Regions from separate parts of the Mus musculus genome. Here region 2 is linked to region 1. A link is a contact called in ENCODE Hi-C or POLR2A ChIA-PET data. All regions are on one chromosome and are shown on one strand. The core of a region is the stretch at or near the end of the contact, and the rest is flanking DNA. Distances in the headings are between cores, read along the strand shown. Region 1 overlaps Sh3pxd2a (SH3 and PX domains 2A). Region 2 overlaps Sh3pxd2a (SH3 and PX domains 2A).

What was found. Hi-C counts contacts between places; a loop is a spot of excess contacts on that map. ChIA-PET counts read pairs that join two places held with the same protein, here RNA polymerase II (POLR2A).
Region 2: a loop to region 1 is called in a map of heart, with 3 times the contacts of the local background. The contact joins two enhancer-like sites. A Hi-C loop is called at or near these places in 8 of 37 maps with a recorded cell type or tissue (T-helper 17 cell, gastrocnemius and heart). POLR2A ChIA-PET finds 5 or more read pairs at or near these places in 4 of 5 experiments (Patski and embryonic stem cell).

The regions. Positions count from the first base shown.
Region 1 is chr19:47,276,517-47,282,331 of GRCm38, forward strand. It overlaps Sh3pxd2a (SH3 and PX domains 2A), which reads right to left. Exons shown (of 15, transcript NM_008018.4): 11 at 1,797-1,914. Among named protein-coding and RNA genes, the nearest start is that of Mir6995, 5.8 kb to the left of the region's middle. Within about 2 kb of position 3,465, at least 2 of the 3 ENCODE cell types and tissues checked have a DNase peak (open chromatin) inside an H3K27ac peak, as active enhancers do; they include gastrocnemius and heart, where a contact is called at or near this core.
Region 2 is chr19:47,310,514-47,316,328 of GRCm38, forward strand. It overlaps Sh3pxd2a (SH3 and PX domains 2A), which reads right to left. Exons shown (of 15, transcript NM_008018.4): 8 at 3,522-3,653. Among named protein-coding and RNA genes, the nearest start is that of Gm29834, 27 kb to the left of the region's middle. Within about 2 kb of position 3,317, at least 2 of the 3 ENCODE cell types and tissues checked have a DNase peak (open chromatin) inside an H3K27ac peak, as active enhancers do; they include gastrocnemius and heart, where a contact is called at or near this core.

The DNA.
Region 1 (5,815 bases), core at 2,215-4,714:
AATGAGAATGATCTTTCTGTGGCAGTAGCTAAGACTCAGAAAGGCAAGGCAGTTGTCAGAGGGCCTGAGGGAGAGTGTGCCACACCAGGCCCAGAGCCTGGGGTTCTTGAAGCTCTGAAAAAGACCTTGCTGGTATCTTGTCATGTGACAGTGGCAGAGGAATTGGGTAGGGACTATAGGGTAATAGTCAGGTGCACATAGGGCCCAGGGTGTCCCATTCCACAGCCCTCTGTGTTTCACATGCTGTATCGATAAAGCTATGTCTCGGGCTTTGTGTTACAGAATACAACAGGCAGAGCGACGCAGGCATCAGGGGTGGCTCTGTGTCTGGGCACAACTTCCTCACAGCTGTTCCTCAGCTCTGTAGTAGGACTGGCTCCAGAGAGAAGCAGGCCGCAGAGGGAATGTGTAGGAGTGTGTGTGTGTGTGTGTGTGTGTGTGTGTGTGTGTGTGTGTGTGTGTGTGTCTAAGGCTGGGGGAGGAAAAGAAAGACAGGAAATGAGGATCAACACACAGCTTGGAATGTTGGGAAATAGCAGTGTTTTAAGGAGGTATCTGGCAGGCTTCTTAAGGTAGAACGGGATCACCAGGGTCCTTTACAACTGAAGTCCCCACTGGCTAAAAAGGACCAAGCTAGAGGGACAGTAGCTGACTAGAAGTAGCCCAAATTGACACTATTCGTTATCTTAAAACAAACACACAGACAGACAGACAGACAGACAGACAGACAGACAACCCTAAAATATAAAAGGCAGCTGTGGTGATCACTCCTAGGCAAACACACGCAGACCACCAGCTGGCTGCAAGATCTATCTGCAGGCCTTTCCACATGAGGCTTGGGGGCTGATGGAACTGCAGTTGGTTCCAGCTTTCACTGCTTAGAGAACACAGAAGACCAGGGGGTAGCTGCTTTGGATAACACATGTGTAAGTACACAGTCCCGTGCCACATGACAGGTTAGAAAGGGACATGTCAGTCCTCCAGACTGACAGGCACCAGGGTGAGGGTGATGGGGGCATCAGTTCACACTAAGGCTCAGTTACCTGCGCCCTCCCTTGCAGCACAGACTAACTTTAAGACCATCTGACTCTGCTGTGCTTTTAGCCACTGCTGCATGAGAACTCACACTGATGGATCACAGGGTGTTATGGCGCTGGCCTGTGGAAAGGGACCACGGTGAATCTGAGGCAGCTGTCCCCGTAGCTCACACAGGGGACTGTTTCTGTTAGCTGGGTTGCAAGCAGAGGAGAGAGGAGCTGAGCAGATTCTCTACGGCTGGATTGCTCCAAAGGAACTTTCTGACCACAAATCCACTCTAAGGCAGGTCCAGGGTTGGTAACGGCAGAATGAGACCCACAGACTTTCACTTGCAACACTACTCTAGACACACGCCCAAATGGATCTCTCGGCTGAGAAGAGTGACAAGGCTCCGGGAAAGACACAGAGAAGAAGAGACCTCACTTGGAGCCCAGCCTTGAGTCCAGCCCTGTAGATACAATGGCCCTACACCCACCAGGAACACGGATACCAGAGGTCTGTGTCCGGAGCCTTGACTGCAGGAAAGAAAACTCAGATGTGCTGAACTCTTGGCTGTGCATGGGAAGGGGATCACAGACTGCCTCTGAGCTGAGCCAGCTCCTAGGCCCTACTGGCTGGGGCTCAGCCTCTGCCTTCAGGTCCTAGGAGACAGTCAGTGAGCCAGCCGAGCAGAGCTGGCACGCAGTTGTCTTTGGAATCTACCTGCCCATCAGCTAGCTGCCTTGCATTGAACTCTTGCTCAGGAACCAGGCACCTACCTGATGTACCACCAGCCTTCCAGGTTCTTTCGAATCACCTCCACGGTGACACCCTTCTCGAAGCCGATCTCGTCTTTGCTCTGGCTGGTGTAGGGCTGCACAGTGACATACTTCTCTTCTGTGAGTTGGGGGCGCGAGTGAGAAAGCACAGTTAATCTGAGGCTGTGGGGTAGATCCTTGTCTCCCGTTCCCCTCTGCCCCGGCTGAGCCTCGCTCAGCCTCGTACTAACTCGCCCTGGGCCAGCATTGGCTTCTCCGGAGAAGAGGAAACAGGACTCAGACAGCAGAAGAGGAGTCACTGGGTTAGGGGTTGCTGCTGTTCCCAGGATAAGCCAAAGCTAGGCAGAGTTCTGGGGTGCCAGCAAAGCCTCAGGCAGCGTGAAAGCAGATCCCCCAGACAGGGTGTTGGGGTACCAGTGTTTGGAGGAATCTGCTTCTCGTAGGCTCTAAGTCAAGACATCGAGACCAATGCTAGGTGTATCCTGGATGCCTTGGGAACCCTAGCAGGTCCCTCCTCAGAACACGTCATGTTCCATCTACACTCCACACTCTGGATTCCAGCCCTGCAAACCTCTTAAATTCTCTGTCTGCCTTCCAGATGAAGGCTTCCAGGGATACCTTCACTGAGCAGCTCAGCTCCCTTAACAGCAGACCATGGCATTTACCCTAGAGCGTTCCATGGAGCAAGTTCTACAGGAGTGGTTGTGGGGTTTGTTACGGTGTGTGCGATTGTCAAGGGCCCCACCACAAGCCCCTCCCGCAGAGCCACGTGTTCTATTCCCCCTGTGTGTCTTCAGGTCACCTCTAAGTTTCCCCATAGCACTGGAGTCTTCTTGGAAAGAACTTGGTGGGCAGGCTGAGCAGGAGGCATCCCTAAAGGCCTTTGTTCAGGCTTCCAGTTCTGCTGAGGTCCACTCCTGTCCACATGAAGCCCTATGGTAGACCTGCAACTGACTAGGTGAGGCCACCCATCTCTTATAAGACCGTCCATTGGATGGCCTGGGGCCCAAGGAAGAGCATGGTGCACCCTCCCCCATTGGAAGACGTGGTTAACTGGAGGTGCTCTTGGGAGGACTGTATTGGCTGCTTCCAGGAGGTCACAATGGTACCCAGCACACAACAGTAGGGACGGTTACAGTTGAACCCTGGACTCTCTCCATGAGGAAAGCAGGGATAAGCAGGGACTGAGGGAGGAGCTTGCTTGGGAGCTCAAAATAGCAGGAGTCTGGCCTCAAAGCCGCCTCCTGCTCCTGGCTCCCAGCTGGACCTTGTTGGACAGCCTGCCTCAACCTCTGGGTCGCTGTGGGGGTTTAGGAGAGAGCTACTGTATCAAAACCCTGCTCATTTTCCCGTGCATCATTGGGGTGCTGTCTGTAGCCCTCTCCTGGGGATTAGCATCTCCCTCTGATAAAGGCCACTGTCCTGCCAGGTTGTAGGGTGGACCCAATGGACCACAGGCCATGCTTGAAAAACTGCCCCAAAGCAAAAGGTGGGTGAGGGCACGGGAGGCTGCACAGCTCTCAGACTCTCTTACCACAGGCCTTTCTCAGCAGCAGCTAAGGAGAGCTCTGCTTGGAGCCTGCAGATTCCATCCCGGCCCTGCCCAGGAGTGCTGCCAACACTGCCTGAGAACCTACCCCGCCAGATTCTGACTAGGGCCCTGGAGAAGTTCCATAGGCTCCAGGCCAACGCTCTACTCTCCTGCCTGCTCCATTTTCCAGTGGGGCACGGTAAACCCTGGCCTAGGCAGTGGCTATCGGGACAGTGCCAGGTCTGGGAATCCAGGGCCCGAGGTCCAGGCGAGGCGAGGCGAGGCCTGGGCTCCACATTTTGCCTTTGTTCGGCCAGGCTATTTTTAAAAGCCTGTGGTTCGAGCAGGAAGCGATCAGGAAAGTTTTCCTAGGCAAGGTTGCTTTTGAAGAGAAAAATGACAGCCCTTCTTAGGGGAAGATTAGAGGAGCCCTGCCCTGTTCCATGGCTGAGAACAGGACCCTGACCATGTGTTCAGCCTTGTGGATGCCAAGCCTGGCCACAGCAGCCTTTTAAGTGTGTGTGGTGACAGAGTCCATGGCCAGCCACTTGGGGCAGGGTACACAACCATGGACATTGGTTCTGGCGAGTGAAGCTGGTTGCAAAAGACCCCATACTTGAGGCACTGGGAATATCATGGCCTCCCAGTTAAAATGCTAATCAGCAGAGAGGCGATCACTGTGGGATTCCAGAGGAAAGCTCAGTCCTGCTTCCTAACAGGGCAAGACAGACCATCTCTCCTTAAATGTCTCTTTGGACTGATGGTTTTCAGCTCTGGCTGGGGAGACAGAGATGTCTACCTCAGGTTGACACAGGTGACTTGGGTCTTGGGCCACTCATCTTATAAGTGAGCTGTCCTCCTTACAGAGACCAGTCCCTACTTCTGGTCCTGGCCATAGACTCTATGGTCAAGGGGAATTGTCTAGAGAAGAGAACGTTCAGACACGTGTAAAATGGTCTCTATAGGTAGCTAGTCTGCAGTTGGGTTGGGTCTCTGGAAGAGACACCCCTTTAAGAGACAAGGCCGCGGGAAGAGTGAGGTGGCTAAGGTCTGGTCAGGGCTCCTGTGTTCTGTGATCATACTATGCACAGATGATGGCAGGCTTACCCTGCTGAGTGAAGGCTGGCCAGGAGGCCGGCAGGCGGGGATGTGGGGGAGGTGGACAGCCTGTCCCAGTTGGGGAGGCAGGGGCTGGAAGCCCTGCAGTTTCCAAACCGCAGAAGCCTCCTCTTTCCAAACACTTTCCCCTCTGTCAGCAGTCTCTCTGTTCCCCTTCCGGCCTCTCCAACCCCTCCAACCCCTCCACAGAGAGGCCTCCGGTTCCAGAGGCCTGGCCAGCTGAGGGACAGGGATCGGAGGTCCCGGAAGCTCTGACTTTTCTTTTACTCATGGCCCCTGTTGGGTTTCCAGCTGCTGCTCGCTGTGGGGGCGCATGCCAGCCAGCTCTCCATGAGCTCTCTTTAGCTGCCTGATATAACTGAATACAGTTCATAGGGCTGGGGCCGGGAAGTGTGTGATAATGAAGTGAGGCTGTGGCTTGTCTTTGTTCAAGTACAGGTGACTGCAGACTTAGAATTACGTAGGGGTCTGCATGTACTATTTTGTCTGATTCTACCACGCCTTCATAGTATGGAAGGTCATGTACGCGTGTCAATTGTGGGAATTGCGGCTATATGCTGATGTGTCGGGGAGAGTTTAGTTGTACGAGAAATCCATCCGTGACTATAGCACTCAGCTGCGTGTAGCAGAGCTTGTTAGATGGCACTTCTGGAATCACTGTCTCTGAGTGGCGCACGGCTAGGGTGGTGGTTGGATATGGCTATGATGCAGTGCTAGCCACACCTGTAGCCGTCAGGCCTTGTGTGGGCCTGTCTCTGGTCTCTGTGTGCATCTGTGTGGTCATGCAGGCAAGAGCATGCCTGGGACTCAGTGAGTGATTGGATGCAGAACAGGCCGAACCTTTGTCCTCCTTATGGGATTTATTTGTCTTTGCCACTAGAGTTGGGGGGCCGGGTTCAACCCTACCCTCTTGGCAGAGTGGTCCCCTATGCCTCACTTTCGGGTGGCCTTTGTTGGCAGTGTGGCCTGATGCTGCTTCTCCAACTCAGGCCCCCTGCATCAGCCCCCAGGGTCCACACTAAGCCCTGCCTCTGGACAAGCTAGGTTCTTTATGGCCAACACTGAGTCAGCCATTGGCTGGGGCCACCCTGGAGTGCAGACGTTCTATAGCCCGATTCTTAGGGGAGGCACTGAAATACACTGTCATTTGGGAACGAGCTTTGGGTGGTGAGTCATGGGGAGCCCTGTTCTCCACAGAGGCCTGCGTGCACTATACACCCGTCCCGGCTTCTAGCTGTACTGTCACCACAAGGAACACACAATATGCTCTACTCCCTGGGGGGTTGAGGGGGTGGGGCAGAAGAGACTGACCACCCAGCATGAAGGTCTGTACATGTTTAGGGGTGCATCCAGAGGCTATCCCTCCTGT
Region 2 (5,815 bases), core at 2,067-4,566, 34 kb after region 1:
CCTCCTCCTCCTCCTCCTCCTCCTCCTCCTCCTTTTTTAAAAAGACTTACTTATTCTATTTATATGAGTATACTGTAGCTATCTTCAGACACACCAGAAGAGGGCATTAGATTCCATTAGAGATGGCTGTGAGACACCATGTGGTTGCTGGAAATTGAACTCAGGACCTCTGACAGAGCAGTCAGTGCTCTTAACTGCTGAGCCATCTCTTCAGCCCCACATAACCTCCTTGAGATCTTCTCAACTGATGCCTGCCTCCAAGTTCAAAGGATCAATTTAATCACTACTGCCCCACTACCTGTGAACATCATGCCAGCAGGATCCGAGCAACATCTTTTGCCAAGAATGTTCAGGGAGATCTAGGACCATCTTGACCAGTCCATGTCACCGATCCACATATCGTCAACATGGGATACCCACTCAGTGCTGAAGATTAGCAAATTCTTGGCCTTCCCCAGGGCCTTTTTGGAGGGAGAGAGCTCAGCGTTTGGATTCTAAGAGTCACCTAAACTCTTTGCCTATAACTTTAGCTACAGAAAGTGCCTCCTCCCACAGGGGAATATTCCATGATACTAGGAGAACTGTCCGATTCAATCTGGAGCCTGGGGCCTGGCCCTGACTGTTTATGAACTTGGAATCACCTTCCATGCAGACGGCTTTAGATGGATGACAGCCACACTTGGTGCTGGCATGTCCACATCCCACATTATTTACCTTGTGGCTGTAGTTCAGGTCACAGGGGACCTCTGACAAACAAGCAGAGCCAGAGGTTGCTGTGTATCTCCATGGACACTCCATTTGAGCAACTCCCAGCTAAGTGAAAGAGCGCACAGGCAGAGGCCTGCACCCAATGGGAGGACTGGGGGATGGTAGTCACCAGAGCTGCTGCCTGACAATGCCAGTGGAAATGTTGTAACATGCTCACCATGTCCCGGGTCAAAGACATCACAACTGGGTCTTTGTTCCAGAGCTCAGAAACCTCACCCACCACTCCTTCCAAAACCAGCTCACAGGATGTATACGCCTCACCTACAACCCCCAACAATCCAGCCTCTAGCTTCCCTGCCAGAGAGTCAATTCCCAGGGTCTGAAGCCTGGTCATCTAACTTTCTCTCCTCTATCCTGTCTCTCTTGTTAACCTGGATGTACATCCAAGCCATCCTGGTTTCGATAGACAGATGATGGACAGATGGCCACAGTATTCCAGATCCTTGTTCAAACACACATAGCTATCTCCACAAACCACCAGAGCAGTAGAAGAGCTAAAGATAGTGAGGCTCTCTTCATCTGACACCGAGGGCTCTGCTAAGTCCCCCAGCAGTTCAGACACAAGGTAGGGCTCAGGGGACTGTTTGTTCTGGTCTCTACTTCCAAGCAGCCATGAGGTTATCCTCCTGTTACAGAAGGAATAGGTAAGGCCCAGAGAAATGAAAGGTTCTGAAGTTACCCACCTATTGGTAGTAGCTACAATCTAAGCATAGTTGTTCCCTTATGTGGTCTCTGTGCTGGACTGGGCTGCTCAGATGACAGGGGCAAGCAGGAAAGCAGGTATTCTCCACCATGCTGTTTCTAACACAGACCCACACCACCTTCCCCAAGTTCTTCCTTCACCACAGGCAGGAGCCCATGGGTTATAGATATGGAACGAGAAGGGAAATGGCAAATGAATCCCTGGGGACTTTTTGTTGTTGTTTTTTGAGACAGGACCTTACACAGATGGCCTAGCCACAGATGGCCTCAAACTCACTATATAGATCTGGCTAGCCTCAGAGTCACAGACACTGTCTGCCTCTGTCTCCTGAATGCTAGGATTAAAGGCAGGTGCCACCACACTCAGCCTGGACTCTTGGAACCACGTAGCAGGGCTCTTCTGTCATCCTGGCCAATGGCTCACTGACCCCAAAGACTCCAAGGCTCACTGCCTTCTGCTACTCAGCATCACACAGCAGTGGTGGTGTGACAGGGCACATGTGGCAGCAGGAGAGTCCCCAAGGAACTGGCCTTGCATCCAAAAGCAAGCTCCAGCTCTTCCTAGGAGCAACCTCCCAAGTGAACAGACCTTCTCTCCCCTGACGCCTTTCCTTCTGTCCTGAGAGATCCCTCAGGAGGCCTCAGAGACTCGGGACACAGTCAACCCCCAAAGCAATGTCAGTTTCCTTAGAGATCAGGGAGATGGGGCTGGTAGGACCACCCGTCAACTTACATAGGAAGGGAACCAGTGTGATGTTGACTTGGAATCGAGATCTGACACCAGGTCACGTTCTGTCATGTGTGCAGTGTCACTGCCAACCACCCAGGCACAAGGACAGAGCCTGACTCTCATATGGACAATGACAACACCAGCCTCAGGAGGGGGAGTCTAGCCCTGTGCTCCCCAAAGGATGTCCACTGAGATTTCTTTAGGGTCTCTGCAGTTACTCAGAGGCATTATCATTCAGAGGACTGTTTCTGACCTCAGGAGACTTGTTTCCGCTTCAGCTCTCTGTGCCTCAGTCATTCTATCTACAGAATGGACACAGTGACCCTTTGGATTGTGCTCCTTTCAAAATATTAGAAGGGAACAAAGACAGGCCTCCCTCTTGAAGGGCCCACAAGTGCCACTCCTGGGGTACACCTATATACAGGGCCTGTCCCCAGCAAACTGAAACCAAAATGATCCTGACTCCTTTTAAGTCCCACCGGGCAGGCTGTGGGCAAGCAGCAGAGGATGCTGTGGTTTCAAGGACCCTTTGACTCTCCCTGCAACACGCACAGACTAACTTTTCTCTATCTGCCGAGTGTGCCTTTTCTTGCCAAGGGCATCAAGGGATTTTGATCCATTCTGCAAAAACCCTGGAGCTAGCAGATCCTGCCAAGCCATGGGCATGGTCTCTGTCAGCTCCTAATGACAAAGTGGCCTGCTGCAGGACCCCTTCTGGACCTGGCTTCATCCAGAGCCTGGGCCCTCTTCCCAAGTCCTGGTGGCTTCCAGCTCAGCAGGAGGTGGTCAAACTCACCACCCACTCACTGGCCAGACACTAGCCAACCTCCCACAGGGCCTGGCCCTTCCTCAGACATCTTGCTAGGGGTCTGGGGACTCTGGAACCTATTGTGATGTCATGCCTGCCCTCTCCACCAGCTGGCTGGGTCCTCCCACTCCTGCCTGGATCCTAGCTGGCAGACACACAGCTCGACCAGGGAAAGCTGTCATTGGGCATCTCTGAGCTAAAGCTACCATCTCTGGGCCTCAGATGGCACGGGGTCAGTCCCTGAATGAGGGAGGGATGCTTCCATACCACCTTGGCCTTGCATTAGCACAAGCCAGCTAATTAGCCTCGAGCCAGGGAGACATTCTTCCACCACCAGGCAAACTGCTGGCCTGCAGCCCAAACCAACAGGGGAACTTCAGACTCTTCGGCCCTCTCCCTCTCCCTGCCAGATGGAAATAACGTATAGCTGCAGAGGTGGGGGGAGGAGGAGAGGAACAAAAACCCAGCCGGGCCCAGGAGCCAGGCTGGAACCAGGAGTGGACACGCACTCACCGCTTTCGTTCTTCTCGATGACATCTACCACCTCCCCGGCCTGGAGGCTCAGCTCCGAGTTCTCTTGTTTCTTATAGTTGGACACCACCACGTACTGTTCCAGGATCATGGGCTCGGCGTTGGTGTCGGCACCTGGCGAGGGCAGAAAGCACGCGGTGAGCCAGCGGCCGGCTGTAGCCCCGCGGCCGGGGCGCCCTCTGTCCATCGCCCTCGAGGGAGGCTGCTCGGTCGCCAGCTCTGCACCGCGGAGCAGCCCGTAGCCAGGGCTCGCAGCTTGCCGGGCCCCAAGGACAGGCCATATAGCAAGGCCCCACACCGGCCCGCTGCACCGCGGGGACCGGGGGACATGGGGAGCCAGGGGCCGGGGGGGGGGGAGGAGAAGGGGGTGGAGAGAGGCAGAGACAGGCAGAGACGGAAGCCAAGGAAATTGAGGGAAAAGCCTGCTGCTGCGTGCGAAGCGTTAGTCACAGGCCGGCATGGGGGAGTCTGCTGAGAGGCCCGGGGCCTCCCATCTCTCCAGACTCTTGGGCTGGCCGGGGTGTGAGAGCGGGACCACAGGAGCACAGTGGGCGGCCCATGAAGGCTGAGGCCAGAACACAGGGGCGAGAAAGAAGAGAGAGGGCTGGGAGGTCCAGGAGGCTGGCTGCCTCTACCCCAAGCCTGTAAACCCGGAGAGAAAAGGAGCGGGGCTCCCCTCAGGAGGGAGAGGGAGAGAACTCCACAGCCGAGGTCCAGCAAAGAGTCAAGAGGCTTTGAGGCCGCCAATCACTAGGGCTTACTCGCAACCCTTAAATAGAAACACATGAGACCCGTCGAATGAGGAGCTGGGGGCGGAGGCAGGGGATGGGAGGAGGGCCCAGACTATTTACTTGAAACCCAAGAAGAAAGTCCCAGCGCCAGCGCTGGCGGGCCGAGCGCCCCTCCCTCCCCACGCCAACTTTTCCCCAAGTTCGGCTCCATTCCTGTCCTCCTGGTTCTCCAGGGGCCAGGCAGATAGCAGCTTTAGGCTTTCCAGAGGAGCCTTCCTGGGTCTCTCTGCCATCTCAGCCAGCAGAGGCTGCCCGGTTCCCCTTGTCTTTAAGTGCTGGGAAGTTTTAAAAGCCTTGGAGTCAAAGGCCAGGGTGTATCAGAGAGAGGGCCTGTGAGTCCTGCTTCCAGGAGCAAGGCAGTTCTTTGTCCTGTTTGGCCACTGTATTGGTGTGACATTCATTAAACAAGCACCAAGCTGGCAAATGGACAGGCTGGGTGCCATCTCGGCTTAAAGGGTATATGGCTGGATGTGCCGTCACATCTTTCCTGCTCTTCAACTGATACTGTGGACACTCCCAAAGACAGTATGCCCTGCTAGCCTTATACAAATCCACAAGCCAGAAAATGACTAATCACCTCTTTCAGGAAGCCTTCCCAGACGCTCCACCCCCGAGGGAATTCCTAGTACATTTCTTACAACCATATAGTTGCCAGTCAGTCTGTAATTCCCACAGTAGTGGCTGAGGCAGGAGAATCAGGAAGGAGTTCAACATTAGCCCGGGTTGCCAGTCAAGAAACCTGTCTCAGAACCAAAACAAATGCAAACCTCTACCCATGTTCAGGAAGGCTGGGGCTTAACACCACTAGTGTGGCCATACAAATGGCCTGGCGTTTCCAGTCTCTTGTGGTGCCTCACCCCTCGGACACACCCCTCCCTCTGCATGACTGAGTCTGACTCACATGCCAGGCAGGTATGGCTTCAGTCCACCTCGAGACGGCCCTTCTCTTCCCGTTTACCTCATAAATTAATGAGAGGCTCAGAGAGGAGCTGAAGAGGCACATGTAGTTCCCACAGCTCATATAGAGACAGCCGAAACACACACTCATGGACTTTCCGAAGGTTCAAGTCCGCCTCTCTTCTAATCACAGAATTCTGGTCTGTTTACACACACACACACACACACACACACACACACACACACACACTGTCCTTCTGACACAATGACCCTTTGCTTAGACATGTCACAGGAGCCTTTAATCCCCAAACTCTCATGCCCAGGCTTCAGAGAGCCAGTTTTAATGGGTGGGGCCTCAGTGTGAATCACTTTGCATAGCCCATCTTGTCCCACGGTTCAGATATGCAGCCAAAGTGAGAGGCACTGTTTAGACCTCTGTGACCTTTGTGAAGAAGGGTCTTTCAGGGTCTGTGGCCAGAAGATGCTAGGAGATCAAAAGAGGCTCTCCTGGGAGAGCCTCCCATGGGCCTGGTACTTTTCTCTCACAGATGTGGGGCTTTGCAGCCACAGCCGTACCCTCTGGAGACT